7 separate regions of the Mus musculus genome follow, and regions 1, 2, 3, 5, 6 and 7 are each linked to region 4. Evidence: chromatin loops called from intact Hi-C (ENCODE). Cell type or tissue: heart. All regions are shown on one strand. Each heading gives the region's core, and the rest is flanking DNA. Links, peaks and the distances in the headings are about the cores only.

Region 1 (4,335 bases), core at 91-4,090, 79 kb after region 4:
TTTTGCTATAGGCCTGCACTGGTTTGCTTTCACTGGCCAGGAGTGAAGTCTGGGACCTATTTTAGTCTTGGCAGCGTTGAGTAATATCTTTAAAATAAACTCTCTTTTCCTGGTTATTTTAATAGTTGAGAGCAGTTCATGTATTTTACATTTTTAATTTTTTTAGTTAACAAGGTAGAATGCTTATATTTTTAGCTATTAGTTTTATTTCTTTGTGAGATATTTGTTGATGAATTGAAATTAACTCTCACCTGGGCCTTGCGGGTATTAGCTGTTGTGCAGAGTGCCTCTGGAGGACCTCCGCTCAGAGCTGGGGCTCGGAGGCTTTATTTTGGTGTGCTAGTTCTTGGCTAGTGAATTGCCCTGAGTGATAAGTTTATTCAAATTGCTTTTCATGTCTTCCCTCTGTTTCTGTGGTAATAAAATGATGAGACATATGTGTCAGGAAACGCGATGCCTCCGTGAGAGCGCTCACTTTCAGGAGCCACAGTGAGTATGTGCTTGAGTGTCCTGGGCACCGTACTGAGCCAGGCACCTTATGTCCTAGAGCAACGCATTGGGTTGCCACGGGAGCTTTACTAGGAAGGAGCTGTCGTCACAGAGGCCCAGCAAGCACACAGAGCTTGCATGTTGGCTCTAGAAGACCCCATAGCCTTCCTCTATCAGAGACTCCCAAGAGTATTTTTTGTTCACCTGTGTAGGTGACCCTTCGCTGATCTTGTGGATCTGTATTACCCGTGGATCTATGTTACCTGTATTGTGCTTGTTGTAGTTAACAGAAATTCCTGCAACTAATGCAAAAGAGAGTAGTTGGCTTATAAAGAAAGAGAGTTATTTTGGAGTTTTTAACCTCAGAACCCAGTTGGCTCTGTTGCCTGTGGAAGATGGTGTGTCGTGGTGGGAGAGTGAACAGTGAAGTGAAACCTCATGACTAGGAAGCAGAAAAGAGAATGAGGAGGAAGGTCCCGGGTCTCATCATCCTCTTCAGGCCACCCCCAATGGCCTAAAGGCTTCCTAGTAGACTTTTTCTTTATAGTGCTATTATTTTTAATTATGAGTGTTTGTTCTCTCATGTGCATGCACATACATGTTTGCATGTAGCCAGGTGCCTATGGAGGCCAGAGGGATGGAGATGTGAACTGCCCAACATGGGTGCTGCCAATCAAACTCAGGTCCTCTGGAAGAGTAGCAAGTGCTCTTAACTGTCCTGTCAGATCACTAACTCTGGACCCCACCTCCTCAGGCTCCGTCACCTCCTTCCTACTCCTGTCAGTAAAACTTTAACACTTGGGCCTCTGAGGGACATTCAGAATACAAACTATAGGAAAAAATTCAACACATCAATAATGTTTTTCTCCAATAATGATTTTTAAGGTGGCCTTTAGTCCTATGGGCCTCTGAAACCTCTTCCTAGAAGCAAAGTCCCATTCCCAGTGCTAAAGCAGAGACACAGATGTCTAGAGCCGAGTGCCTTGAGACCTTCCTGTTCTGCCATGGGCTTTTACTGTTATCTCTGTGTCTCGACAAACTGTTGGGGGTTCCTCCTCACAAGTGGGATTAGTTCTCCTTGGGAGAATTTCATCGTGTCTTTGGTCACGTGTGGCACTTTTATCATCTCTGACTTTTGCCTGGGTGCGTGCATGTCTGGTGGAGTGTGGAGGAGAAACTAAAGGATGTTAAAAGAAAACATTTTAATGAATCTCCCAAACCAGAGACGTGGGAAAGTAGGTGCAGACTTGGAATCCGAATTCCATCTGCCTCCACTGTGCCCCGCTCTTGCTTACTCATTGCTCAGGCATGATGGTGGAAGAACTGGATAGAGTTTCAGGGGCAAGTGTGGAACTCTGGTCCCCTAGAAGTATAAAGGGGTCCTCCTCTTTTTTTTTTTTTTTTTTGTCACCGTCCTAGGCTTCTTCTGCCTCTAGATGGCACCACATGTAACATTTTCTTTTAAACCAACTAAGTTGGCATGGACTCAGAGCAAGCAGAGGGGGAAGTGGAGTTTGAGTTTGCTAGCCTGAACGGGACACTGGCTGTTTCAATAAGCTGCCTTCTAATGGCTTAGCATGTACAAAGACTGGGGAATCCAGGCTTGTCATGGGCTGCATGCAGCGTGCTTCGGGATGGTGGCCATTGCGGTGTTGTGGCCAGTGAAGGCCGGAACCTCTCAGTGAGTTGTGGGAGGCAGCTACAGCTGAATGGATTTTTCCCTTTCAGCTGGATCCAAACAGAATTGCCGAACCACCAATATTTTGAATCAGGTAATGCTACCTGCTGCAGTCTGAGGTTGAAATCCTTCCGCACGGTGCCTCTGGATTCGACCTTGCTTGGTGTGGAGTTTAGCAGAATGGATTAGTTACTCTGCTTGCTTTGTGACCAAATACCTGACAGCGTAGAAGGGAGGAAGGGGGTCATTGCTCCCTGTTTCAGAGGAGCCATCCTGACGGAGAGGGCATGGTGGAGAAGTGCGCTTCATATCCTGGTCACCAAGAAGCAGAAGGAGACAGTACAGGGAAGAGCCAAGGCAAGATGTCACCCCTAGGACTCATCCCCAGTGACTTCCTCAAGCTAAGCCTCACCTCCTGCCTTTCACTGTGGGATACATCGATTGATTAGGTCTGAGAACTCAGGATCTGATGTTCTCTGAACCGTGCCCCACCCCCAAAGATGTACCTGAGGTGTGCTTTACTGAGCTTGCAGGCATTTCTTACCCCACTGGAGTTGACAGTCACAATTAAGCACCGCAAAGACATAATTGAATTAAAATGAGGTCACAGAGTGGGCCTTAAATGATCACAGCTGAAGTCCTTCCAAGAGAGAAAATTTGGACTCAGATACCAAGAGACAGAAGGTGATGTAAAGCCACAGGGAGAAGAAAGCCGGCTGTCCTCGTGTCTCATATACGTTGATTTTGGACATCTGTCCTCCAGAAGTTCGGGAAAATCAGCTTCTGCTGCTGAAGCCGTTCAGGTTGTGGAAGCTGGCTACAGTCACCCCGTACACTAGCACAGCCATGGACTCATCACCGTTGTGTTTTAAGTTGTCACCTAGAGATGCATGCGTGTCCAACACTTGTGAAGTGTGATGACTTTCACAGGCATCGGCTTCTGCTTTCTCGGTGGTTTGAACATAAGAGCATGTTCAGATCTTAATTCCCAGTAACCAAGGACATGCCCTAACTTGGAAATTGGGTCACTGCAGATGTGAATAGTTAACATGAGGTCATATTATAGTAGGGAGAGCCCTTATTGCAGTCTGCGTGGTGTTCTAAGAAGATAATGTAAAGACATGAGGGAGGGATACTGTCTGACAAGGACCGAGGTGGGAGTGACACAGCCTTCAGCCAGGGATGCCAAGGGTTCACCGTGCTCCCTAGAAGACAAGGTGGGGTGAGGAAGGGAATCCGCCTGGAGTCGATGGGGGAATTGTGGCCCTGATGACCACTTGATCCTGCTGTACAACCTCCAGGGCTTTTCGTTTACACCGTCCACTCTATTGGTGAAGCTTCATAATGGCTGCCCTGGGAGAGGACTCTTCTTTCTTCCCAGGGGATCACTGGGAAGACACGAGTGCTCCCCTGGGCTAACCTGGAAGCAGTGGACACGGGCCTTTTTTTTTTTTTTTTTTAAACTGGCTTGCCATACTTGCTCCATCTCTTGGGGACAGTCCTACTCTCAGTTTCTGCTTGAATATCTGCTGTGTCACATGTGAAGTGTCCCTATTCCTGCAGGTCTTAACTCTGGCTAGCCCTAGTGAAGTACTGAATTCCACAGGCTTCTGAAGGAGTTGGACTTCTGACAACAGAAGTGGCCCTCAGAGTGGCCCAGAGACTGATTGTGGTTTCATGCTGACCCATGTGTATACTCTTGTGTGTTCTTTCTTTCCTACTTGTGTTATTTTGCTGTGTGTTTTTAAATACCTCTGGTAACTCAGTCACGTCCAGACCCTTGGGTTCTTCCATCCCAAAGGTGAAATCATATATCCTATAGTTCAGAACAGGGCTTTAGGGCCAGACCATGCTGGGTTCTCACAGTCCCCGACGCCCTCAGTGCTACTATACTTTTCTCAGCACATACTTCCTTGGCTATAAGATAAGGGACTGTCTCCGCACCTTCACCAGAGGGCATGTTCAAATCATTCATTGCATGATGTAATCAGAAAGAAGCTGATCTTATCCAATAGGTATTGTGCCTCGGGCAACAGTATACTATCCACCTCTGAACAAGCAGAAAATTGCGTGAGGTCTCTATCTGCCCAGCATGGTATGGTCGGCTGCAGCCTCCACATGCCCGGTCCCTCACCTTCCTACACTCCAGTAAGCGAGGCTCTGCCACA
Region 2 (4,335 bases), core at 205-4,204, 67 kb after region 4:
GGTTCTTCTGTCCCCATACTGCGGTCAGCAGCCGTTTGTGGGTGTCTATGGATGCCTGGTACTTGATTGTTGCTACAGACACAGGGCAGCAGAAGAGACGAGATTCTCTGGGGCCAGGGAACCGTTAGGTAAATAGCAGTCTCTTTCTCGTGAGGTGAGTGTGGTGGGGTGGACAGATGGCACAGTTGTAGGTTGATAAGTGGTTGTACGTGCCCATTACCTGTCGTCTGATGCTTCCTGATCTACAGGCTTCAATCCTTAGAAAGATGCAAAGGGCAGACAATTATAAGCGTTGACTTTTGCTTACACAAGAAGTTCATTACCCCCTACCCCACTCCTCTCTGTGGTAGACCTGGAATATAGAAAGTTACTCTTAATGATTTTGAAGATTTAAAAAATGTATCAGTGAAAGATGTATGAGATACTATTCTCTTTCTTAGATAGGTACCTATCCAATAACTTAGCCTAGATTCCTGGCCAGCAAGACTGAAGTATTAACTATCTGACTCTTTCTAGCTGTGTGACCTTGGGTGAGTCTTGTCTTCAGTCTGCTCCTTCATCTATAAAATGGGCAGGGGATTCTTCTAAGAACTTAAAAGAAAAAAGGGAGGGGGCTATTAAAGTCCTGCCACATCCAAGTGCTTTGGTAGACAGTAGATCTTCCGCAGAGGAAGGCCTGTAGTACTTGGCGTCTCAGGGGCTGTTCACAGAGCCAGAGGAAGGACAAAGCAAGGCTCTGGTGTGGCACAGGGTTCAACTTGTGGATTGTATCAAGAGGAGCTGCAGGGCCTCTGGAGGGTGGACATGAGACCTTATCCCAGTGGCTCAGTAGCTCCCCGAAACAGGAACACCATTCCCACATAATTTTCCTCATGAAGTGATGCAAGGACGTGAAAGCATATGTAAGATTGTAAGCAGAAGCTTCAGCCCAAGAGGACAGAGGTCCAAAGGAGAATAACTTAGAGAGCTGACTCCTTAGGGAAACTGTGAGTTCCTGCACCTCCTCCTGTGACCTTCCCTTGCTTCCTGAATGCTGGCCACTGGCCTTCTTCCCTCACTTGTTTTATAAGAAGGAAACAAAACATCTGCCATCTTGGAGCACTTCCTGGGAGAAACAAGCCATGAGCCGTGTGATGGGCAGATGCTAGGCAGACGCTAGCTGAGCTCCATCACTAGCCTAGCGTCCTTCTCCATCCTTAACTCTCGCTCAGGGAAACACCATGTGACTAACATAGGATTTTCTTTCAGGATCAGGGATCATGTTTTTGTTATATCTGTGGCTATAAAAGTCAGCTGAAGTGTGGGGTTATGTTACACTTTCTCAGCAATATATCAGGGTGATCCTCCTCCATCAGATGGGTAAACGGAGGTAGCACTAGTGGAATGAGCTCCTGGGGCAGAGGGAGTATAGATTAACAAGGCCGTGGGCGGGGAGGGGGGCTGGCTAAGCACAGGTGCTTGGAGCTAGGCCAGACCAGACATCCTTGTGTGACTGCTGCCTTCTCGGTGACAGCCAGATGCTCCCCTATCCAAGCTTGAACAGGAAGATATTTGCATGATGAGGACCAAATGGCTTTTGGAAAAATACACAGGACAGATGTCCGAGGTTCTGTGTAGCGCTCACATCACACGGGAACAGTCCAGAGCACAAAGGCTCTTCACACATGTTCTAGGTATGCTTATAAACAAATCACTGAAGAAGAGCTCACTAGGTGGTGTTAACCTGTCGGTGAGTGAAAGTATATGTCCATGCAGGTGTGTCTGCATGTCTCAAGAAATGAGTCCTGGAGAAAAGCACGAAAAGGTAGTAGGGAAGGAAGGTCTCTCTGAGATCTGCAAGCATGAATGCTAAGCTGTGTGTGTGCTGCGCAGACGAGTTGTGCCTCTTGTTCCGTTCAGCGGTGCCCACAGATCTAGGCTGTCAGGAAGAGAAGGAGGAGAATCGAAGGGAGCAATCGGAAAGCAGAGTCTACTGATAGTTTGCAGATGTCCATTCAGACCCGACCATGACGACCATGACGGCTGCTGCTAGGGAGGGAGCCGCAGCGGAGAGCAAGGAGAAGTGCCAAAGGACAGCAGCTGTCAGGATGAAATTCCCATTTCACAGCTGGAAACGTTTGTGTCACTGGCTGAATGTCCTGGGCGACTGCAGTGAGCATAGCCCCGCTGGAGTTTCTAGTTGTTCCGGTTCTGTTCCCCACATCAAATAAGAGTTGCGGGCCAGGGGCCCTGGAAGACGCTTTAGCAACAGGCTGCTGTCTTCTGCCCGACAAGGAAGGGCGTGGCTTTTACTTTTCCATTCCTGCACAGATGGTGCAGTTATTTTCAGTTAAGTGATGTTCTGCAGGGAAACATGCAACTCCTTTGGATTCTTTGACTTAGTGAAAAAGAGAGAGGAGAGGAGGAGGAAGCCAACTTTGTGCTAAGGCTGGTCATGTTTTTATTTAAGTATATTCCGAGACACCGAACTGGGAGAAATATTGCTGCCATTAGAATGCCCAGCTGTTGGGTTGAAAGATTTCTAACCTTTCAAGCAGACAGGATAGCGATCTACCTGTTCAGGTTTAGGTTCTCTGTATTCCTTAGTTTAACTATGTATGCACAGTCCCACACAAGTGCTAGAGAAATGGGGTAAGGGTGATGGGGTGGTTCAGGGATGGAGGTTAAGGTACTAATGCCATGCCTGGTTTACTTCTTAGAGTTGTCAGTGATACTTATGGGAGAGCTGGGAATTGTAGAATCCTGGGGTGCAGAGCTGAGGACAGACAGAGCCTGTGCCTCTGGGTGTGGTGTGTGTGTATGTGTGTGTGTGGTGTGTTTGTGTGTGTGGTGTGTATGGTGTGTGTGTGTATGTGTGTGATGTATGTGGGGTGTGTGTGTGTATGTGTGGTATGTATGCATGTGGTGTGTATGTGTGTGGTGTGTGTATGTGTTTGTGTGTGGTGTGTATGTGTGTATGGTGTGTGTATGTGTGTGTGTGTGCCTAGCAGGAATATTCCTTAAGAGGCAATCACTAACATGGGCTGGGATTAAGGGAAACACAGGATGGGATCAGAGGGATTAATAGAAGAACCAGCCTCAGGCTGGGTGCCTGGGACAGGTTCTCAGATTTGATGACTTATGCTGGGGGTCAAAAGAATAAGCAGAAGGAGGAGAGCATATTGGATTAGATTTCCAGTACAATAGTGTGGCTTGAACGTCAGATTGTTTGTCTCATCAGAGAGATCTGAGATCAAGCTGTCAGCTGGGTTGGTTCCTTTCAGCCCCATCCCCTGATTTACTAATGGTTCCCTGTGTCTTCATGTTGTTTCTCCTGTGTGTGTGTGTGTGTGTGTGTGTGTGTGTGTGTGTGTGTGTGTCTGCCCTAATTTTCTTTTCCAGTGAGGATACCAGTCATGTTGAATTAGGGTCTACTCTAATGCCTCATTTTAATGTATTACCTCTCTAAAGACAAATGTGCTCCCATTACGAGATTACTAACAGGCCTACAGCTTAAAGCTTTGGAGGGATCCAATGCAGCCCCAAACACCAGGGAGAAGATGGGCTGAAGACTCTGCTGGGTCAGCCTGCCCCGTGCTTAGAAGCCTGGGGAACAGGAATGACATTCGTGTGATCAAGACACTGGTTTTAAAGGAGGGAGGTGCTGGGGCTTCAGAGTCAGGGTCATGCCTCTGAAGAGAGGCTCTCTACACCAGGATGTAAGAATTCAGAGTTGCTGAAGGTCCTAGAGATACCGTCACCTGCACTGAAAACGCTCACTGTGTGAAAAGAGAAACAACAGGAGCGACTGAGAACTGCTGAGTAGCAGGTGTTTCTCTGCCTCAGCACTGTTGACTTGTCAAGCCAGATGGCTCTGTGGTGTGGTGTGTCTCAGTGGGTGGCAGATTAGGAGAAATGTGGCACAATACATCGAAAAGTCAGAGCTGCACTCCTCCCTCCCCCGAAACCCTTCCATGCAAAGTCGTATCACATCCCTGACCTTTACATGTTAAATGGCAGTAGCACCCCTAGTCAATGCAAGAAAATGTCTCTAGGCCCTGACTTTTATATATATTCCCACACAGTTCTTCACTGTGTAGACTGCTGGTTGAAAAGGGAACTAGAGATAACCCATGGAAGCCACTAGGCCAGAGAGGCAGCTGGGCTGGGCTTGAGGAGGGTTAGAAAGACAGAGTCTACAGGGGGATCTTCTCTTGCTTTGGCTTCTTCTTAGGCGCTTACATTTGATGACGTCACTTTGCTAAGGCACTGGGTGGGGTGCGCCTTGTGTGCTTAAGGGGACTTAGAAGAGCACAGAGCATGTGCCTATTGTAGTACTGGCAGGGCATTTGTGTG
Region 3 (4,335 bases), core at 169-4,168, 94 kb after region 4:
GAGGATTTTTGTTTGTTTGTTATTGTTTTTGTTTTTTGTTTTTTTTCGAGACAGGGTTTCTCTGTATAGCCCTGGCTGTCCTGGAACTCACTCTGTAGACCAGGCTGGCCTCGAACTCAGAAATCCACCGGCCATGCTCCAGCACTGCCTGGCGAGAATGAGGGTCTTAAAGCCCATGCCCACAGTGACACACCTACTCCAATAGGGCCACACCTTCTAATCGTGCCACTCCCTGGGCCGAGCATATACAAACCATCACAGATGGTAGTTGAGTGGATGCCTGTGATTTTCTTGCCAGCCATCCTAAACTACTTGGCAATATCCAGGACAGTGAGAGACCCTTAAACAAACAAAACAAGGTGACCAGTACCTTAGAAATAATAGCTGAGGTTATCTTCTGGCCTCCACACACATGTGCACACCTACCAACACATGCATGCACATGCACATTCATGATCACTTATACACACACACAGAATATGGGCCTGGTGTTCATGCTTGTATTTCTAGCACTCCAGATGCTGAGGCAGGAGAATTGCAAGTTGGAGGCTAGCCTGGGTTACATAACAAGTTCCAGACTCCATTGGGCTTCCAAGTGGGAACCTGTTTTAAAAGACAATCAATCAAAACACAAACAAAATAATGTGGATAGGTGGTTGGGTGGGTGGTTATGTTGATGATGGATGGGTATAGGTAAATGAAGGAGTCAGTGCATGGGTTGATGAGTGCATGGGTCTATTTTCAAACCATTGGTGGGAGGGAGGGATGGATGGATGATGGATAGATGGATGGATTAACTGATTGGTGAGTGGGTTAATGCATGTTTAGGTAGATTGATGGATAGATTTGTCTTGGTACATAAAAAGAGGAATACCTCACTCTGTAGCCATTCCTTCCCAGAAATCTTTGTCCCCTCTCTTCCCCGGCAGGTAGACCTTCTTTCCTCCAGTTCACATAGAACTGTGTGTTTCTACCTATGACTTGTCAGCATCAGATGCAATAAAGGCCATGGGTGTTTGCTTTCTAGGGCCATTAGATGTTTTCAGACAGCCAGCAAAAGGCCTGAATTTATCTTGCTCAGTTTTCCCAGCAACAAGCACAGTGCGCTCCCAGCATAGCGTATATTTGCTGAGTGACCCCATCGAGGAAGAAAGACTTTGGAAATGCACGGACAACGTGTCCTGCTCTCTCGTGGCCGCTTTCTCGGCTAGGCTTTTCCTAACAGGTAGCCAGATAGGGTTGCTAAAGAGCAGCAGGGTTCCTTCCATCTGCCGCATGCACACACAGAGATACAACCACATACAGAGACACACAGACACAGAGACAGACAGGCAGAGAGATAGACAGAGACAGACACCTCCCCCATATGTCTCTCAAGACTTTTAAAGGACCTCTTGATTGTTTTAACAGCCTGTCTTCACAACGTCTCCTTCTGCTTCATCCCTGTTCCTGCCTGTTAAGTAACCATTCTTCCCACAGTTGGATCCCAGTGGATGTGAACCCTGGGACACCCCTCCCTGGTCAGCATTTGCGGATACCTATTATCTTCATCCTCTGTCATTACATCCTAATGTTTTGCTTAGATTTTAAGACAGGGACAGAGGCTAATGAGGGGCTTTTGTGCCCAAGAACTGTGGACCCTGGCAGCTTCAGTGGCTTTTGTATTTAATTCCAGGGAGGTAGGGTACTCATAGTGACTAACAGGGTTTCAGGGGAAGAGACAGGCAGCTCAGCCGGCTGAAAAGATGCAGCCCTCCTCAGATCAGCTGTTGCTCAGGCAGCCTGGGTGTTCCTATGCAGGGAGAATGGCAAACTCTAGAAGACCCCCCCTCCCTCCCTCCTCCTGGTTGTTACTGTCTCTTTCGCAGGGTTGTGCAGGAGCCAGCTCTTGCTGTGGGTGAGCTGAGCGCTCGAGCTCCCCTAGGCTCTACTTTCCTCCACTCTAAAGGGACTTGGTCACGTCTAAGCACCAGATACCTATGATTGTCCCTGTGGGAAGACAGAACCGTTTGCTGGCACACGAGCACATGTGTAGGAATAGATTTTGAATTGTTTACATATGCAAAAAGATTGGACTCCTAGTGAGCAGAGTATACAGAGGCACTCTGGGGTCTGTGCCAACCTGGGAATATTGTTGCAACGTTGTACACCAGACTCTCTGCTCAGTGCTCTGCATGGCTGATATCATAAAGAATTTAGATTGCCACACTAAATCCCACAGACACACACCCTTTATATAGGATTGAAGCTTACAGGAAAGGTGGAGCCAAGATATGAATACAGACATTCCAGAGTGAGCCTAAACCATTGTTATGCTGCCCCCTGCAGGTCAGTGTATGGCCTGGCTCATCAGTGTGGAGGGTTTTGAGGAGCCTTAGAGATTAGAGGCAAGACCCTGTACAACATATTTCCTCTGCAAAAAATGGGGGGGGGGGGGAAGAGCTTGAATATTTAGTAGCTGAAGCAAATTCTAACTGCTCTTCAGTTCCAGAGCATGCAGCAGGGGCTTGAAACATCAGAACCACAATGGGAGTCTCCCTCAGGGGTGCCTTTCCTGGTAAAAATCGACAGCTGGGGAGCTGGCTCAGTTGGGAAAATGCTTGCCTTGTAAAAGTCGTGAGAACCTGAATTTGAATCCCAGGATCTTTGTAAGAAGCCAGGGGTGGGAGTTCACATGTGCATACCTGGTGATGGTGAGACAGACGACAGACAGAGACAGGAAGACCCCTGAAGGCTTGTGGGCCACTAGCCCAGCATACTGCTGAAATCCCAGGCAGGTGAAAGACCCTGTCTGAAGCAAGAAGGCTGTCCTCTGATCTCTGTGTGTGCATCCTTGTACCATCCCCAGCACACACAAACCCAGCAGGAACATCTCTGGGCTCTGTGCACTAAAGATGTCTGGCAGGTTCCTAGGACCACTGACCTCAGTTCCCAAATCCTCCCTGAAACGGTCCCTGATGCCTCCAGCTTTATAAGTCTTCAGAAGCTGGAGTGGAGGGTGGGACTCTGTCAGTTGAAGATTCTAGTTCAGTAGGTCTGGGGCAAGGCTGGCTGTGCAATAGCAACCCAGGTGGTTGCTGCTGCAGCGGGTCTGAGGTCTGTATACCTCAGGCCTCAAGTCTGTGTTTCCCAGGGCCTAAGCTGTCTGCATCAGAATAATCTCAGACCTTCCTTCCATAAGCAGTGAGTCTCAGATGAAGCTTAGGAAGTTTCTGTAACCACTCTGACAAACACTGCCCTGTTCCTTGCTTTCTGATAGTCGAGGTCCCTCGTGGACTGAAGACAGGTCACATAAGATTAGTTCACAGGTCTAGGTAGGGGATAGGAGTGTCCTATTTCACTGGATAAATCCACTCCATACTCAGACTTGGGATTTCTGCAATTGTTTCTTCACATCCTCTTGTCTCTCCCACGGCCTCCTGCCTGCTCCTCTCTTTTCTCCTTTGCTGTACTTGAGTATGTGCCTTTGATACTCCATATCCTGGCTTTTGCATCTCTCTCAGTAATGAAATTGCTGCACGGATCCCCAGGAATCTGCTGTTAAATTGGGCAAAATTGGGCAGGTAGTGATGTCCTTAGGTGCCCTTCATGCAGACTGGGCGAGATCCACCACATTGTCCCTCCATGATTAGCTGGGGTGGCCAACCATCTTTCTTGTTTGCCCTCTTCCTTCTTAGTCCTTTTTCCCTGGGCCATTGTTCTTCTGGGAGTGGTTCAACCTTTCCATATAATAATTCTGTCTGGGTGACATCTGCCTTTTCTATACTGTAGTGTTGCTGCAGGGGGTTCCATACTGCATGTCTGATCCAGTCACTGCCCTCACAAAAACCATGGAGCGCTGCAGCTAGGCAGCCTGAGGCACATGCTGGCTGGCCTTGCCACTTGTCAATGGAGAAATCCTGTATGCACTGCTGAACTTCTCTTGACTATAGTTTTGAATGTGGCAGAGTTGGTACAGTGCCGTCCTGGTTAGCTTTTGTTGTCAAATGGATACAACCTAGAATTACCTGCCATGGGGGAAATCTCAAGAGAAGAATTGCCTCCATCAGCTAAACTTGTGACTATATGTGTCAGCCACTGTCTTGACTGAGATTTGAAGATCAACATTCAGGGCCCAGCCCACTATGGGCGGTACCATCCCTAGGCAGGTCGACCTGGAGTCGACAAGAAAGCTAGTTAAGCATAGTGCAGTGAGTTAGCCTGTAAGCAGCAGTCCTCCATGGTTTCTGCTTCTGTTTCTGCTTGAGTTCCCGATCCGACTTCCCTCAGTGCTGGGTAAGGCCTTTCTTCCCCTAAGTTTTGTTTTATCATTGAGGCAGAGGTTGAAATTGGAAC
Region 4 (4,335 bases), core at 227-4,226:
AAATAACAAATTTCGAGTCATACAAAGGGAAGGGTAAGGGGCTGGGGTGGAGAGATGGCTCATCAGATAAGAGCACTGACTGCTCTTTCAGAGGTCCTGAGATCAGTTCCCAGCAACCACATGTGGCTCCCTATCATCTGTAATGGGATCTGATGCCCTCTTCTGGTGTGTCTGAAGATATATATATACATATATACATATATATACATACACGCACATATATAGATATAATACAATATATATACACATGTATGTATGTATATATATATATATAAATATATAATTTTTTAAAAAGTGGAAGGTAAAATTTCTATCATTTTGGATAGTGCAAAATATTTGTTAACAGACATAAGACAATTTCTCTCCTGAAATCCTATGACTACATTAAATGTGAATTACAAGAAGTCATTTCCCAGCAGTGTTAGCTTGACAATTTAAACACATGTGTTTTCTCACTCTCTCTCCACACACACATGCACACACACTCTCTCTCTCTCTCACAATACACACATGCTTACACACATTCTCTCACACACACATACTTACACACACACTCACACACATACACTCGCACACCACACTACGCTCACATACCCACATGCATGCACCACACACACACACACACACACACACACTCAGCAACAGCTAAAGAATGACTTTAATTTCCAGCAGGGAAAACTCTCAGGCTCAGTGGCTTTGGGGAGTGGGAGCTGCAACCCAGAAATCTTTTCCTGGGAGTAGAATTGTATTAAACGCTGAAATTAACTTTTGTTTATTGAGCATTTCCATGATCATAGCTCAGATCCAGTGGCCACATCATCTTTGAAGCTGCAGATAAGTTCTGTGTCTTATGGTCTTCTGAACTGGGCTTGTTCACGGTGGTAAGTAACGATGTGTGGCTGTTGAGAATGTTTTCCCTTCCTTCCTTCCTTTCTTTTCTTTTTTTTTTTTTCTTTTTTTTGAGCCTCAGAGACTTCATTTGTGTCACAGAAACATTACTGTCTGTCTTCAGAGGTTGTTGTAAAGGTAAAGTGTGACCATGAGAGTGCCATGCCTGAAGCAGACTAGTGCCATCCTCCTGCAGCTTTCTGGAGGATGCTAAGTGAGATTCAGCTGTTCTGGTCAGTGTTTGCTGTAATGCCATGAATAGTAATGTTATCGCCTTGTAACAAAAGACTTTTTGGTGAAAGCAATAACCCAGTGAATGCACTCAGTCTTTTGGTTAGTAACCTAGATGCAGCTTAGAGGAGCACATGGACTTAAGGCAATCATGGCTTCCTCTGGGGCTGGGGGCTCATTTGAAGGTCTAACCAGAGAAGGTCAATTGCTCTCAACTGCTAAGTCATTTCCTCAGCTCCATGATAATAGGCTTTCCTTAAAAAACAGTGTATAATGCCCAAACAATGGAAAATGCATAAAGTTTTGGGGATTTAAAACTCTCCTCAGTGTTCTTAGATCTCAGGATGAAATGTCTTCTCTGCTCCTCCAGTGGCTCCAGGAACTACCATCCTGAGAATCACCCCCCCCAGTTTATTAGAAATGCAGACCTGTTGAGTGGAAGTGAGCTTTATAACGGGGTCGCCAAGCCTGCCTGATACATTTTGGAGTTTGAGAAGCAACGGTCGTATTTCACTGTCAACAATGAAAAAAAGTTTTCTCCTAAGAACCGGTTCTTCAAACTTTTTTCTTCCATCTAGGCTCTGGGGAGATGGTGACTCTCTCATCCCCGCAGGATGCAGGAAGAAAGGGAAACCGGCCGAGAGAAGAGCCGGGGCAGTTAAGAATTCCTCGCAATTTGACCCCTGAGGCAGCAAAAACTGGATCCGCCGGACCTTTGTAACCTGGACCGTGGAGGAGAGCTCAGGCGGCCACATTCAACTGTGAGCGTGCAGAACTTGGCTGAGCTCTCTGGCCTGGGAGGGCGGGGGCGTGGCTGGGCCGGCGAGAGGGCGTGGCCGGCGCCGAGAGGCGGGGTCTGACCGAGGCCGCGGGGCAGCAACGTCGCTGGGCAGCGGAGCGGCGGCCGCGCCATGTGGCTGCTGGGGCCGCTGTGCCTGCTGCTGAGCAGCACTGCGGGTGAGTGGGGGGCGCGTGACGCGCTTCACCGAGCGCCGGGCGCGGGGGCTGCCTCGATCGTCCCTGCTCCGCGCGCGGGCCTGGGCTGCGGGCGTGGGTGTGCGCGAAGGGCGGACCTCGGCGCCGGGCTGGCCGGGACCCCGCGAGGGGCCGCGGCGGGGCGCGCGCCGCGCTATTGTGTGGGCCGGCGCACCGGGTGCTGTTGTCGTGTGTGTGCGCGGGCGGAGCTTTGTGCGGCGCCGGCTCCCTAGAGCCGGGCGGCCGCCCGGATTGGGCGTAGTTCGAGTGTGGCTCTGTGTGCTGGGAACCGAGGAGGGAAAGGAGAGGACTCCACTCTTGATTTCGGGTCTTCCCGGATTCCCTCAGCCTTTAACATACACTTTTCTGCCTCAGTTTCCCATCTACGCTCTCCCCGCATCTGCATCCCAGCTTCCTTTCTCTTCTTCCCTGGACCGTGTCTGGTTTGGGAATAGCGAGATGCAGTAGGGAATGGACATGGAAATCATTCGTTCATCCTGGGAGCAGATCTTTTACTTCTGTCGTCTGTCGAAGATGCCTTAACCTTCAGGGAGCAGGGAAGGAAAAGAGGACCGGGGCTTCCTCTAACGGCCGTTGGTCCCTGCATCTCAGAGCGCGTGCATCCTGAGACCCGCAGGGTCCCTCCCAGACAGAGTGCTGTTCCCAGGAACTTTTCTGCTGATGTGGGCACGCTCCGAATTCCAGCTTGGAGCCCTTCCCCTCTGCCTCTGCCCGCTGGCCACAGCTGTCAGCAGCCCCTCCACAGCTCTGCCCGCCCTTGGCCCCTGATGCTTATTTCTGGGCAGCTGATGCTCACAGAACTTTCTTTACTGAAGATTTCATGCTCTGTGGCCGTATCATTCACACGTCTAATTTATGTCGGATTTTTCCAAATACTTCCAGAAAACTTGGCTGCTGCGTTGTGTTTGTTGTGAGGGAAGTCAAAACCTTTCTGAGCTACCCCTTGCAGATGTCCAGCAACCCTCCCTTCCTAGAAGTTGCAAGTCCTGTGCATCCTCTCAAATGACTGGCCAGCGGGACCTCCCCCTCCCCCATCATCCCCACTCCTCTGAGACTCCATTTAAATGTCTTGTGGGCTTGCTCAGTTTCCAGTGAGGGGTTAGGCTCCTGTGGCTGCTGTAGGTTTTTTTTAAAACCAAGACTGAGGGTTTGTGTTCTGTTTGTCTGGAGTTATGGGGATTGGGGGGAGGGGGTTGTGGAGAAGGAAGGGAGGGCAAAGTGAATTAGGCAGCTATAAGCAGGTGCAAGTTATTTGGAGGTTGTTAGAGCAGGCTCAGTTCCAGGGCATCTCAGACATGAAGATCTGCCCGGATTCACACATTTAATTCACATAGCAATGGCATGTCCCTTGGTAACACCCCAGCTGGCTCCTCTGTGTGTTCTCTGCTTAGGACCAGTGGACACTAATTATCACATCTTCTTGTTGTACTGGGTCGCATGAGTTGAGTTCACAAAAAATTATATGTTTCTCCCTTTCAGCAATGGTTATTTAATATGCCTGTGGACGTATACCATAGAGCAAGGAAGTGCAGTAGTCACCGTGAGCCATAGTTGGGGTAGGGGAGGGACCGCCAGTGTTCCTTGGCTGAAGTTAGCTGTGGCTTTGGATTACTGAACTTGCTTTAGGACCTTTAGGTGGCTTGAAGCCTTTCCCTGTTACACTAAGGATCATCTTTTAAGTGTGAACTATGTCTTGAACCAAGTGTTGTAGGAAACAAGGGTTGGTTGTTGAGCCAACATCTCCCTTCCTAGTCCTCAATCCTTCCCTGAGAAGTTGCTAATACCAGAGAGGTTGTAGAGCCCAGGACTTTGGAAGGTTTCCTGTAGAGGAAACCTGGGCTCTGAGTTGAGTATTAAGTCCAAGACTTGGGCCTTTAAGATTGTGGCTGTTACTATTTTCTCATGTATCCTGTCTGGCAGCGCAGATCACTTCAGAGTTACATCACGTTGTCTGATGCCCCATTTTCTGGCACCTGGATGCTGCACGTGGTGGGCTTAAGTGTGTGAGTCTTTAGATAATTCTAAAGCGGGTGTGAAAATGAGTGGTTGGTTGCTGCATCCTCTCCTTCTCTGGCTAGCTTTTGGTAAGACCCCTGAACATCTCAGGGAAGAGGCTTGGTTTCCCTTCCTCCTACTAGAAGCAGTGTGCCTATTAACCTTTCTTCTTGAAGAATCTGCTTCTCGGCCTGAGCTGTGGGTGGGTTTTGTTTATTTTTTTTT
Region 5 (4,335 bases), core at 163-4,162, 210 kb before region 4:
ATTTCTTTTTCCAGAATGGGGCATCAATCCCTGTTTTGAGTGAAGACATAGAAGTCATTTCCTGAGAAATAAGTGGATGGAAAACAGAGATGTGCACAGGATCGGAACAAAACAAATTATTTTTTCCAGCATTCTATAGAATTGTTCTGAGGTTAAAAAGAAAAACAAACAAACAAAACTCTTAATTTTCTAAAAAAATATATTTAACAAAAGCTGCACAGAGATTAAATGTACATTAAGAGACATCAAACATTATTTAAAATGTCAATTAATCTACATTCCTTGATGTTTTTGTGGAGATCTGGAAATCCTAGCACTCTTATTTAAAGAAATCAGACCATTCATCTCTTTCTCCTTCCCTTCTCCCCACCCCCACTCCTCTCAAAGATAGAATCTATGTTTCCTTGGCTGTCTTGGAACCCCTAAGTCGAAGGTACTAGCCTCCAACTAAGAGACCCACTGGTCTCTGCCTCGCAAGTGCTTGAGAGTGTGCATCACATGCCTAGCTATTTTCCATTCTGTAATCCACTTTCCTCTGCCCCACTAGAGCAAAATGTCCTCCTTTCTCTCTCAAATACATTTTTTTTTCTGTTACTGGAGAGACAACCATAGATGGTAGAGAAGGGGATGGCTACATTACCAGCAGCCCACCAAAAATGTCTTATGTTTAAGGTATGAAATGACCTTTGAAGTGTCATTGTCAGCATTATAAATTATGCTAAAATTAATAAAGCTTACTGATCACTTCTGTACAGACTCCTTTACATTTAATCCACAAATCCCCACGAAGGAGATATTGCTATTATTTCTATTTTACAGAGTTTGGTGTTTTTTGTTTGTTTGTTGTTGTTGTCTTTGGGGGGGGGTGGTTTTTAAAACAGAAAGATGAAGTAATTTGTCCATGATTACCAAACCTAAGTGGTGGCCTTAGGATTTGGGGACTCTAGTGGATAAAGTTCTAAAATCAGGCTTTGAAAACACCACAAGAAGATCTAGCACGGTCTGGGGCACTTTAACATTGTTTAATGTGTATCAACCGCTTTCCTTTCTCTTGGTGTCGGCTTGGAATCTAGAGTGACCAGTTAGTGACTGGGAGTTGGCATCTCACTTCAAAACTATGATCCCCCTCACCTCCCTTCACCTGACACAGCTATTACTCAGAGATTCTGAACCCCTAGGAGGCCGGGATGCAAATAGACTTTGCAAACACACAAGGCACAGTATTGCTTTGGATCAAAAATGTTGCGTGTTTGCTCAGTCAGACTGAGACCTCAGTAGCCTAGAAGAACACACACAGCCCTTTTGGGGGCTTTATGGAAATCCCAGGCGGGCAGGTTCGGTGTGATAAAGAGCCTTGGGGCCTTGGCCCCTTGAAAATCCGGGGGCTGTGATGGGGCGGGGACAGTGTCTCCAGAGTGACATAAGTCCGCAGGGACCGCAGGCTAGTGGTTTTCGGTCAGGTTGACACCTCCAGGGAGGGCGTGGGAGAGGCGGGGCCCGTCGCCCTGCTCTGCGAGGAGAGATTGCGCTCGAGCTTCTCCTTCCGGGGGGGATGCTCAGCCCCGCGGGAAAACGCAGAAAAGGGTCCTTGCCGCTTTAAGTGACTCAGGAAGTGAAAGGAGGCCGCTGACGGCGTGGGTAAAGTGGAACCGGGGCGGCGTGGGCCCGCGGCGGCCGCGATCTTGCCGGGCAACGGAGGCCGGGTTGCGCGGCGCAGGGGCCGACGGGGCGCAGGCTGCCGCGCCGGAAGTGGCGCGCGAGGGACGGGGCGCGGGCGCGGCGCGCGGCGAAGAGACCGAGCGGGCGCCAGGCCCAGCGCTGACGGCTGGCCGGGCCCTCAGGCCTCAGCAGCTGCAGACGCGGCGCGGCGCAGCGCAGCGGCGCGGCCCAGGCGGGGCGGCCGGCCAGACCCCGGGGGTAAGCGGGCCTGCGTGAGGAAGGCGCTCCGCGCTGAAGGCGGAGAGCACGCCAGCCGCTAGGCCTCGGCCTCGTCCCTGCAGCCACATGGCCTCCGGAGTGGGCGCGGCCTGCGAGGAGCTGCCTCCCGACGGCACGTGTGACGAGTGCGAACCCGACGAGGCGCCCGGGGCGGAGGAGGTGTGCCGCGACTGCGGCTTCTGCTACTGCCGCCGCCACGCCGACGCGCATCGCCAGAAGTTCCTCAGCCACCGCCTGGCTGCCTACGTCCATGGCGCCCAGGCCTGGACTCCGCCGGCCAGCGGGGGAGACGACGCGCTCCCCGAAGACGGCGAGGCCAAAGGGGAGGCCGAGGGGGAGGTAGAGAGCGAGGTCGGGGAAGAAGAGAGCGAGACGGAGGTAGACAGTGAGTCGGAAGAAGAGAGCGAGACCGAGGAAGACAGTGAGGATGAGAGTGACGAGGAGAGTGAAGAAGACAGCGAGGAAGAGATGGAGGATGAGCAGGAGAGCGAGGCGGAGGAAGACAACCAAGAAGGGGAATCAGAGGCAGAAGGAGAAACTGAGGCAGAAAGCGAATTTGACCCCGAAATAGAGATGGAAGCGGAGAGAGTGGCCAAGAGGAAGTGTCCAGACCATGGGCTGGATTTGAGCACCTATTGTCAGGAAGATAGGCAGCTCATCTGTGTCCTGTGTCCAGTCATTGGGGCTCACCGGGGCCACCAGCTGTCCACGCTGGACGAAGCCTTCGAAGAACTGAGAGTGAGTATCGGGCATTCAGACATGTCTAAGGGGAACAGGATCCCCGATTTCAGATAGCCTAGCTGTGACCACATTCATTTTCATGTATCAACAAGACGAGTCGCCATGTTGGAAGCCGTGCCTAGTCTACCATTTTGGTTGAAATTGTCAAGTTGTCAGTTCTCATCTGTGAACATACAAGAACACAGAAAATCTTGAGTATAGTTTCTGACAGTTTGCAAATTACTTCTCCCTGGAATTCAGATAGGCCATTCCTTGAGAACTGTGACGCCATTTAGGCCCATTTCTATACATGATCACCGTTGTTAGGATAAGTGTTTTGACTTAGGGCTCTTGCTATGGTAACTCAGCCCACTTGGAAAACATGAGAAAGAAACGGTGATTTTGACAAAACCAAGGAGCTGGTTCCTCTAGTAGAAGACTCGGAAAGTGGCGGTACAGGTGTTGTGGTGTGTGTCTTGAGTTGTCTTAGGTTCCTTGTTGTTTGAGACTTGGTAGGAAACAAGTATAGCTGGTAGGCTACATTGGTGTGGAGATGGAGGCTTTTATGTTCACTGGCTAGATTTGGATGTATTCAGCTTGGCCCTGTTTTTGTCAGCATTAGACATCTAGTAAATATTGATTGCATTTGGGTTGCCTTCTATGTATACAGCGATGGCTAACATTGATAGAACAGCTTTTCTGTGTTCATTAAGTAATAAGTGTTTGGTAAACGTCTGTTATGGCTTTTGTTTCCCTATGCAGTCTTACAACTGCTGGCCTCAAAATAACTACTATTTTGATAATGAAAATACTGTGTATTAATATTTCCTTTATTCCTACTTTTATTATGAGAAGTACACATGCAGAAGTGTACAAAATATATAGCTTAACAAATAATCACAGAGCAAATACTCCTGAGACCTCCACCCAGACCAGAAATCATTATTAGTACTTATTATTACTAATTGTATTATTAGTAATTAATAGAGGTATTACTGACTACTATTATTAGTAATATTGACATTTCATAACTCCAGTTATAACTGTGTTTTGGTAGCCATTTTCTTGACCTTTGGACTAACAGTTTTCTTGGTTATCTTTGTGTTTACAGCATTTGTATGCATCTCTAAACTTGAATTGACATTACGGTTTTTACATTATTGACACGCAGTGTTTTGAGTTTGTTTGTTTTTCTTTTTTTAAAGACATTTGTGCAATTCATTCATTGACTGCCTGTGATTTATTTTTCATTGGTGTATTGAATTCCATTTTATAGATATGCCAAAAATCACTGTGTACATGAAATCTGACTTGTTTTCAGCTTCTGGAATTTCTTGCTTTTATAAATAGTTACTTAGCAAGGTGGCTCATACCTATAATTCCAGCATTCCACAGGTGAGTGCAGTAGGATCAGAGTTCAGGGTCAATCTCAGTTCTCTAGCGAGTTTGAAGTCAGCCTATCATGTGAGGTTCCTTTCTCAAAAACAAAGTGGCAAACCCCTCAAATAATAGCTCAGGTGTAAGTATTCTTGGTCATGCTTCCTGATACCCATTTTTCTATATTTAACTGGAAATAGTACCGAATGTTAAACCATCTGCTTTCCAAGTGGTTGTTCTTGTCTGCATGATTATAAAGACACTTCTTGTCCTGAGTATTCACCACCACTTGGTATTAAT
Region 6 (4,335 bases), core at 93-4,092, 100 kb before region 4:
CAGGTTCCAAGACAGCCAGAGCTTCACACAGAGAAACCCTGTCTCAAAAAACCAAAATAAGATTAAAATCAAATACTTAAACCTCTTTAAAACTTTGACACGTGCAAGAGTTTTTTGCATAGGAATGATAATGATGGAAATAGGTCTCCACAGGAAACTGGCTATGAATCTTAAGAGTTCACCATATGGAAGAACACTGCAGAATGCCAGGGTGGGTTTCCACTGCCTGCTGACTTGGCCAACAACACTTCTGAAAATCACTTCCTTGTCTGGATTGGCAATCACAGCTTGCCATTGTGTAATCATGGAACATTCTCTGGGATTGTAATGAAATGATGATTGAGTTTTCTTATGAAGACTGGGTTTGTGTCATTCAAGCCAAACCAGAGACACAAGCCCTGCAGAGAGAAAGAGCAAGGGTAAGAGGCAAAAGATACCCTGGGTCATGGTACACTAAGTGAGGCGAAGATCCTGACTTCTGGTCATTGGCAAACCTCCATAGCCTGTTCTACTGTGAGGGGCACAAGAGGTCATCTGTGATGTCTCAAGCAGAGATGGGGTAGGTCATGTACCCTCCCTCCAGCCTGCTCCTCCTGCTTTTGGTCTGTTCTTCAGGCTTTGTTTTCTGTCAATTATAGACAACACCAAGATTGGACATGGACACAGGTACTGTTGTCTGCCTATACTGTCAACTCATTACAAACTAGTACTGCACCCTCCAGTTTGCATCATGGGGTGGGGGGCATCCAGCCTGAGAAGTTTCTGGGTTCTTCTTGTGCTTCCTTTCCTCAGGATCCTCATAGAAGTGGATCTCATTTTATTCCAGTTTCATGAAAGAGGAGGAAATAGTGATTCTAAGAAGAAAAAGAATTGCAGTCCTGGGTATCCCTTATCCTGCAGACTCTGGTTCCTATTTTGACCCCCTTTACATGTGTCCTTGAACACTGCATTTGCCCTTGACCCTCCATAGTCCCCTTCTGTGCATTTGAGAGAGAAAGCTGTGCCTGATGGGGTTAGAATATGTACTGAACAATGAGTATGAACACCCTTAGCACTCACTACCTATAAGCTATTGTTAGCAACAGAGCATAAACTGTGAGGACAGAAATCCAAGCTCAAACTACCCTACTAGGAGACTGGGATCCATGATTCCCCTTAAAGAACCCTCCTCCATTGTAGAAAATCCCAGCCTTAGAAATAGAGGTAGTGCTGGCAAGATGGCCCAGTGATTAAAGTGCTTGTCATGCAAGTCTAGGACCAAGTGTGCATCCCAAGTACCCAGGTAAAATGTTGAGCACGGTCACTCATCTGTGTAACTCCAGCACTGGAAGGGAGCAGCGACAGGACGATCAATCCCTGAACCTCTTTCACCAGTCAGCCTAGCTGATAGAACAAGCTTTTATATTTAGTGGAAAGACTCAGTGTCAAAAAAGGTGAGGCTGCAGAGAGGGCTCCATGGTAAGAACACTCTTGTGGAAGACACGGGTTTCATTCCCAGGATCCTGTAACTTCTGGGATCCAACTGCTTCCTCTGAAAGCTACAGGCTTATGCATGTAATACACGCAAATACACTCACCACACACACGTACACATACAACGATTAATTTTTTTTCCAAAATGAACAATTGAGGAAAATACCCAACATTTCCCACAGGTATTCACGCATAGAAAGAGTCAGGGGGAACCCCGAACATCTGACACCTCAGCTCTTTCATCTCTAGGCAATATATCCATTAATAGGAATTGGAGTGTTACCCTATACAGTACCATTCTGGGCCAGCAGGGGTCTGCCATTGGTAGCTTTTAGTCAAAACATGAACTTGAATGGGGAACTAATGAGCCTGGCTTCACAGAGTCGAACTCCTGGATATTAATAGTGAGTATATGTATGTCAGATTTTGAATAGTTCAGTACAACCCACAGATCATAATTGTTTTTATCCACAATGAAGTGCTTGTTTTATTCTAGTTGGTTTTTCTTTTCTTTTTTTTATTTTTTTTTAACCCAGAAGATATATTCATAAGGAGACCTACCTTAACCTACGAGCTTGAACCATCCAGGTTTCTTTCAGAAACAAGTTGTTTTCTGGAGATACCAAAGGACCAAAGGTGATGTGGATCTTATTTTATTCCAGAGGACAGTGTGCAAAAAAAAAAAAAATAAGATTTAGATGCCTCTAATTTATAGACTCCACTTTAAAAAAAACAAGCAAAAAAAAAAAAAAACAAAAAAAAAAACAAACAAAAAAAAAAACAAAAAAAAAAAAAACAGGAGTTTAGTATATAGTTATTCTAGATTATTCTTAGGGGAAGTGCTCACAATGAACATGTAAGACAGAGGTTGATGTCTGTGTCTTTCTCACAATTCCTTGACCTTGTTTTCTGGAAACAGAGTCTCCCACTGAATTTGGGGCTCAAAGGTTCTGCTAGACTAGCTGGCCAGCACCCTCAAGGGGCCCTACCCCCAGGGCTGGAATTGTATGTGCACACCCCTGGTGTTTTCTAAATCTTCGCATGGATGCTGATGGTCAATCTCTAGTCTTCCTGCTTGTACTGCGAGCATTTTACCTAGTAACCTTGCCCCATGCCCTTTGGAGCACCCTGAATGTTGATTTTCAAACTACATTCTCAACCATTTTCACCCCCTGAAATATATACTTGCTGTGCACAATTATTATAACAATTACTGCTAAACAGCTCAGTACAGTGCTTCCCAGTTTTTAAAGGCCCTTCCTACGCATTACCTCATCAGGTCCATTTTTATAAGAAGTTAATTATTAGTCTCATTTTATGGCCAATGAAATTGAGCCTCAGGCAAATGAAGAGAGTTGCCTGAATCCCACCACTAATAGTGGCAAAGTTGGCAATTTTCTATGCTGATAAGATAAAAGTCCATAGGTATTAAATGATTTTAGAGTGTGCAAACATTATGTAAAGCAGGCTTATTATGAGTTGTACTTTTTCAGCAATTAGCCTGATTTTACTTATTAGCACCTATTTATATCTTGTTGCCATGCTAAACAGCAAGGCTGTCGTCTCTTTAAATTGTAGCGTGCCTGACTGTTGTTAAGTGTTCACCCCTTCTCTCCACATAACCACACTCTCCACTCTGCTCTTTGGGGAGATCGCAGAAAGTGGCAAGGATCCAATCTACCCACATCCAAAAGCTCTCCCTATCCTTGTCTCCCAGGGAAAACCAAACTTCATCAGTACAACCTAAAGAATGAGGTGCTGCTGCTTCTAGATAAGATGAGATGAAGGCCAGCTGGCCCAGGTTCTCATGGTTCCCCTACCACGTACCCGCTCATTGTGGGCACTGACTATAGATATCCTCTAGCTGTCAAAGGAGCCTTCAGGACTCCCTGCCTTCGATGTTAGGATCCAGGGTGGTTGTGGGTACTAAATGAAATGGAGCTTGGCATTACACCCAGGAGAATCAGAGATTCATGTTACAGGCTCAAGTCAAATGCAATATGAATTCAAACGAATTTTGTAGATGACTCTATGATTTTGATACCAGCCACTCTGACCTGCTCATGTTGCCTTAAACACCTCACTTCATTCTCTCCTCCTCTTTTTATTAGAGGTTTATTGGCACTAGATAGGATTAAGGAAAGGCACCTTGAACCTGGCTGGCTATGGCTACTCACACACCAGACCTGGTTGTGATGATCTGCCAAAACCCCAGTGTTAATCCTTTAAGGCAGAGAATCAACTATGCACCAGTATATTGTAAAAGATCTCTGAACAGTCACTTTGGGGTGCTTGGCAGGTGCCTGCTCCTCCTCCTTCAGGTACTGGGTTCAGGTAGCATCCTGCTAGGGACTTTGATAACCTCGACAGCCTGACTCCCTAGCTCCAGAGGCTTGCCTGACTGGTCTTGGGGAAATCTTGCCTCTTTTATCATGAATAGCTCTTCTAGAGGTAAGTATGTGGCCTGTGAGAAAAATCTCACACATCCAAAAAGCTCTGATAGGGTCCAGTTTTCTCCTTTCCCCAAACAGTACCTGCCTTTCACCTTGCCACCTCAAAAGGAAGTGCTCCCCATAGCTGCAAAGGAAAAAGCTGTACATCTATCTGTGTGCAAAGTTCCCCAGCTCCAACCCTCGCAGCAGCTCTGCTGGAGAAGTCTGGCTGAAGCTATCTGCAAACAAAGAAACCAAAGCAGAAGAAAGTCTACAACAAATAACCCATAAATAACTGTACCAGATCTGTTTGCCTCCCAAACTTCATGTGTTCTTCGCCTCACTGATCTCACCCTTGTCTGGAGAGGAAGGGACTACAGCTTGCTCTGTTCTGTAGCTCTGTCTTTACACAGGTCACTCAATAGACTGT
Region 7 (4,335 bases), core at 95-4,094, 280 kb after region 4:
TGGAAAGGCTGAATTTGGGGAGAAAAAGCAGGCAGCCCCATTAGAGGCCGGTCCAGGATTCCAGGTGAGAAAAGGATTCCTGGGATGGTGACAGGGAAACAGATGCCCTCCTAAGCAATGACAAGGGCACTGGGGGCCGGGGTTAGAGTTCAGCAGTAGACCACCTGTCAAACATGCAAGGCCCTGGGTTCAATCCCCAGCTTGAGAAAAAGAAAACAGACAGTTTGAAACTGCTTTTTAACCTCTCCCAAATGTTCTAGATTCCCATCTGTGAGGTGCTAAGCAGCCAGACAGAAGGAGGAGTTCTTTTGGGAGGACACCGAAGTGAGGCAGCCATATGGAGGGTGGAGGGGAGGCGAGTGATGGAGAAAACGGGGTCGAAAGAGACCAGGCTGAGCCTCAGCAATGCTGGGTCCTCCGCAGCTCGCTGACACAGTGAGGAAGGTCCGGGTGCCATCTGTGCTAGGGAAATGGTATCCTGGGAAACAGATGGCTGGACAAGCACACCCTCTGACTGACCAGAGCCCTACAGTCAGGTTGACCTTCCTGGGAGGTTTAGGATGGAGTGTTCTAAGAGGCTGTGGGCACAACAGTTGTAGTCCTTGTCATCACGACGTCCCCCTGTTGCTAGATCAAGAATGCTCTGGTTTCTTGCTTTTGGCTGCACTGTTCTAATGCCCCTCCCCCACCCCATTCTGCTTCTCAGGTTAGAAAAGGCCAGGAGCTAGTGAACACTGGGGATAGTTGCTTAGTCAACCTTTGGCACATTCAGGACATTCATTCATTCATTCATTCTCAGTCATTCATGCTCGCATGCATTCCAGTGAGTACTGACTGAGCATCTATAACTGCAGACACTGTCTTAGCTGCTAGGGACAAAATAATTAGCAAAACCTAGACTCTGTGCTTAAGGAAAGGCACATCAAGAGGACAGGTCACCACACCCTCAGAGGAAGCTGAGGCAGGAGAATCATGAATTTGAAGCTGGCCTGAACTATATAGCAAGACACTTTCTGACACAGTAAGAGAACAAGAGAAAAAAAATACATAATATGAGAAGTAGGGGGGACTCCATTCTTGGTAGCCAGACCCGTCCATGCCTGTTACCAACAACTTCTATTCCCTCCATCCTCAGAACTCTACCCTGTTAATTCAGATTTAAGTCAATTTCTTCAATTTTGTTCCAAAAGCTTAAAATGTAGGTGGAAAGCTGGTTATGAAGGACATTGAGTATCAATTCTGAGTTTAGCCTTCATTCTGGGGCATTAAGGAGCCATTAAGAATTTGGGGCAGGGGAATGCCATTAGACTCTAGTCAGACAGTGGGAGCAGCAGGAAGAAGGAGGAGGAGGGGGAGGAGGGGGAGGAGGGGGAGGAGGAGGAGGAGGAGGAGAAGGAGGAGAAGGAGGAGGAGGAGAAGGAGGAGAAGGAGGAGGAGGAGGAGAAGGAGGAGGAGGAGGAGAAGGAGGAGGAGGAGGAGAAGGAGGAGGAGGAGGAGGAGGACGGGGAGGAGGAAGGAGGAAGGAGGAGGAGGAGGAGGAGGAGGAGGAGGAGGAGGAGAAAACAGAAATAGGAGAAAGCTGTTGAGCCCGAAGCAAGGAAGTCCAGAAAGTTACCTGGGCTCCTCACCAGCCATGGGGGTGGGGGTCAGAACACAGCAAACCCCCTTCACACCAGAACTGGGGCATTCTGCACAGGGCCTTACCTAGAAGAGGCAGCACGCAGAGCAGACATGTACCCGCCATGGATGGGCACCCTCCCCGACTCAGATACCTTCATACATAATTAACCTCCTCCAAGCAGTGCTGTCAGGAAGAGTTAAGCTTAATCTCTTTCTTATACAGATGAAGAAATCGAGATTTAGTTCAAGCAGCCCTAGACCTGCATCCTGCCTCCACTATCCACCCATGGTACAGAAAGTTCTCTGCTGGCTGAATCCTGGACCTGTGGTTGCCGCGCACAAACCTTGTTTGGCGAAGCTGTGTCTGGCCGGTCCAAAGGTACAGATTCTTGGATTTACTAGCCTGTGGCAGATGCATCGGGGCATTAGGGGAAAAGTCCTGAAAGGGGTCCCTGGGAGTCTGTCCCTGCTACCACTTCTCCTTCTTCCAACCTTTGCTGCCCTGAGGAGATAACGAGATAACAGGCCTGGATCTGAGGGCCTCTTTTACAGGTAGCCTCTCCCTAGCCCGGGCTCTGGGAGAGGTCTGCTGCCACCTCACCTTTCCCGGTCTTTGTTTTCATTACTAAGACAGATGAGATCGAGAGAACAAGTGCGCCATCTGCTGGGCTTATCATGCAAGTTCCAGCTGCAGCTAGCCGAGCAGCAGGCGGCGATTGCCTTCCTGTTTGGATTTTAGGCCTTATAGTTAGTTTTTTTGAGTCACCTCAGAAGATAGTAAGACCTCGTGACCAGTGACATCTTTTATGAAATGAATCCCAGAGACAGGCTATCACTTTATAGCTGGAAACTCGGTACCGACAGGAACTGCCCATCATCCGGGTACTCAGGCTGTGGGACGAGGCTGGAGAAAGGCAGGCATTCGGCAGGACCACAGAAACAATGGGGAAGATCAGGCAGAGGGAGAAAGCCCACTCGGGCCTTTCCCAAGCATTCAGGGCCTGCAAACTCTCTCTGTGGAGATTAGGGTCCTCTGGCACCATCCCTGTACTACTGCCGTTAGCAATTTTTTTTCTTTTCTCAAAACTGCTTTAAAAAGAGGTGGGGGGAATTAAACCATAGAAATGTGAGCACCAAAGAAGATCGGATTGTATAAAGGTCATCAGTATGCAGTTAAGAATGTTCAGGAGCCAGGCGTGGTGACGCACGCATTTAATCCCAGCCCTCCGGAGGCAGAGGCGGGCGGATTTCTGAGTTCCGGGCCAGCCTGGTCTACAGAGTGAGTTCCAGGACAGCCAGAGAAACCCTGTCTCGAAAAACAAAACAAAACAAAACAAACAAACAAACAAACAAAAAACCAAAAACCAAAAAACAAACCAACCAAACAAAAAGAATGTTCAGGAATTATCAGGATTGGAAGTCGGTGGATACAGGCTGAAAACAGGTTAATGGCTTGAAAACCTTCAAAGTTCTAGACGGCCAATAGCTTCTAGATTAGAGCATAAGGGGTTGGAGAGGTCACTCAGTGGTTAAGAGCACAGGCTGCTCTTCCAGAGGACCTGGGTTTAATTCCCAGCAACCACATGGCAGCTCACAACTGTCTGTAACTCCAGTTCCAAAGAATCTGACACCCTCACACAGACATGCATGAAGACAAAGCACCAATGTACATAAAACTAAGTCCATCATTTTAAAACACACACACACACACACACACACAGAGCTATCCTCCTGGTAGTTAAAGAGAGTTCCAGGACAGCCAAGATTATACAGAGAAACCCTGTCTTGAAAATCCAAAACAAACAAACAAACAAAATTAAACAGAAACAAAAGAAACGAATGTAAAAGGAATGATAACTAATAAGAGTTCCTTGCTTGTGGTAACATTCTCACCACACTGGACTCACATCTTGGAAGTTTGTGAACAGCAGGCCAGAGAGCTTGACTAGCAGTGCCTGGGCAGGGGGCCTGTGTGTGTGCAGAGACCTCACTGAGTGGCTCACTCGGGTGTCCATTTGTCTTCACACTGAAAATCATCAGAAACGGAAGGCAAAGGACAACGATCAGGATCCACAGAGGCAGCCGGCAGGGCTGATCTAGGAGGGTTGGAAGTCACCACACTCAAGGCAAACTTAGGTCACCTGTGGGAAATCACAAACTTTCTTCCGCTACTGAATCGGCAGCGTTGGGGAGATGGCTCAGATAGTAAAGGACCTGGTTTTAGATCCCCAGAATTCAAGTAAAGAAGCTGGGGTGGTGGCACATGCTTGTGATCCCAGAGCTGGGAAGAGAGAAGAAGATGCCTGAAACTCACTGGCCCATCTGCCTTGCATGTTCAAGGATGATCCAAGACCGCGTCTCGGAAAACGAGCTGGATAGTTCCTGAGGAAGCTCCAGCCTCCACATGCACATACACACTCCAACACAGCCTCATCCAGCGGCATGGGCAGACACAGGAAGAGGCACGGGGTTGGCTCAATGCCCTGATCTCCTTTTTCAACCTCTGGGGTCTGGGTGGTTTGAAGCAGCTCGTGAGCTCTGGGTGCCTCACTGTCAAAGCCCAGGGGCTCTGTTGATCCTGGCAGGGAAAGGCAGCCTGGCTTTCTGGAGTGAGGCACATCTACAGGCTCAGAGACAGATACATTGATCAGGACTAAGCTGCTCGCCTCTGTGCTGTGCAAGTGGAATGTGGTGGCCAGCCAGGAGCACTGTCAC

The links. Peaks named below come from ENCODE experiments on the same cell type or tissue, not always from the same donor. Only the 100,000 strongest peaks of a DNase experiment are listed, where the experiment ranks them.
Region 1: a loop joins it to region 4, with 2.1 times the contacts of the local background. A loop is called at or near these places in 10 of 42 quality-filtered maps.
Region 2: a loop joins it to region 4, with 2.0 times the contacts of the local background. A loop is called at or near these places in 5 of 42 quality-filtered maps.
Region 3: a loop joins it to region 4, with 4 times the contacts of the local background. A loop is called at or near these places in 10 of 42 quality-filtered maps.
Region 5: it touches region 4 in a loop (8-fold over the local background); 4 of 42 quality-filtered maps call a loop at or near these places.
Region 6: it touches region 4 in a loop (2.2-fold over the local background); 2 of 42 quality-filtered maps call a loop at or near these places.
Region 7: it touches region 4 in a loop (2.3-fold over the local background); 4 of 42 quality-filtered maps call a loop at or near these places.

The regions. Positions count from the first base shown.
Region 1 is chr2:102,105,098-102,109,432 of GRCm38, reverse strand. The region is part of intron 2 of Ldlrad3 (low density lipoprotein receptor class A domain containing 3); the gene reads left to right. Among named protein-coding and RNA genes, the nearest start is that of Ldlrad3, 79 kb to the left of the region's middle. In heart, for the core only: a CTCF peak has its summit at 1,928 (motif pointing right); no DNase peak of the experiment used is centred there.
Region 2 is chr2:102,117,057-102,121,391 of GRCm38, reverse strand. The region is part of intron 1 of Ldlrad3 (low density lipoprotein receptor class A domain containing 3); the gene reads left to right. Among named protein-coding and RNA genes, the nearest start is that of Ldlrad3, 67 kb to the left of the region's middle. In heart, for the core only: no CTCF peak of the experiment used is centred there; DNase peaks (open chromatin) are centred at 1,061, 1,481 and 2,151; H3K27ac peaks cover 697 bases.
Region 3 is chr2:102,089,690-102,094,024 of GRCm38, reverse strand. All of the region lies in intron 2 of Ldlrad3 (low density lipoprotein receptor class A domain containing 3), which reads left to right. Among named protein-coding and RNA genes, the nearest start is that of Ldlrad3, 95 kb to the left of the region's middle. In heart, for the core only: a CTCF peak has its summit at 2,335 (motif pointing left); no DNase peak of the experiment used is centred there.
Region 4 is chr2:102,184,021-102,188,355 of GRCm38, reverse strand. It overlaps Ldlrad3 (low density lipoprotein receptor class A domain containing 3), which reads left to right and starts at 1,896. Exons shown (of 6, transcript NM_178886.3): 1 at 1,896-2,076. The coding sequence starts at 2,031. In heart, for the core only: no CTCF peak of the experiment used is centred there; DNase peaks (open chromatin) are centred at 2,035 and 2,635; H3K4me3 peaks cover 2,020 bases; H3K27ac peaks cover 1,480 bases.
Region 5 is chr2:102,398,354-102,402,688 of GRCm38, reverse strand. It overlaps Trim44 (tripartite motif-containing 44), which reads left to right and starts at 1,789. Exons shown (of 5, transcript NM_020267.2): 1 at 1,789-2,676. The coding sequence starts at 2,005. In heart, for the core only: a CTCF peak has its summit at 2,153; DNase peaks (open chromatin) are centred at 1,528 and 1,908; H3K4me3 peaks cover 2,376 bases; H3K27ac peaks cover 1,996 bases.
Region 6 is chr2:102,287,688-102,292,022 of GRCm38, reverse strand. No RefSeq gene overlaps it. Among named protein-coding and RNA genes, the nearest start is that of Gm34268, 43 kb to the right of the region's middle. In heart, for the core only: a CTCF peak has its summit at 1,779 (motif pointing right); a DNase peak (open chromatin) is centred at 382.
Region 7 is chr2:101,903,909-101,908,243 of GRCm38, reverse strand. No RefSeq gene overlaps it. Among named protein-coding and RNA genes, the nearest start is that of Commd9, 20 kb to the right of the region's middle. In heart, for the core only: a CTCF peak has its summit at 2,295 (motif pointing left); a DNase peak (open chromatin) is centred at 2,283; H3K4me3 peaks cover 553 bases; H3K27ac peaks cover 1,083 bases.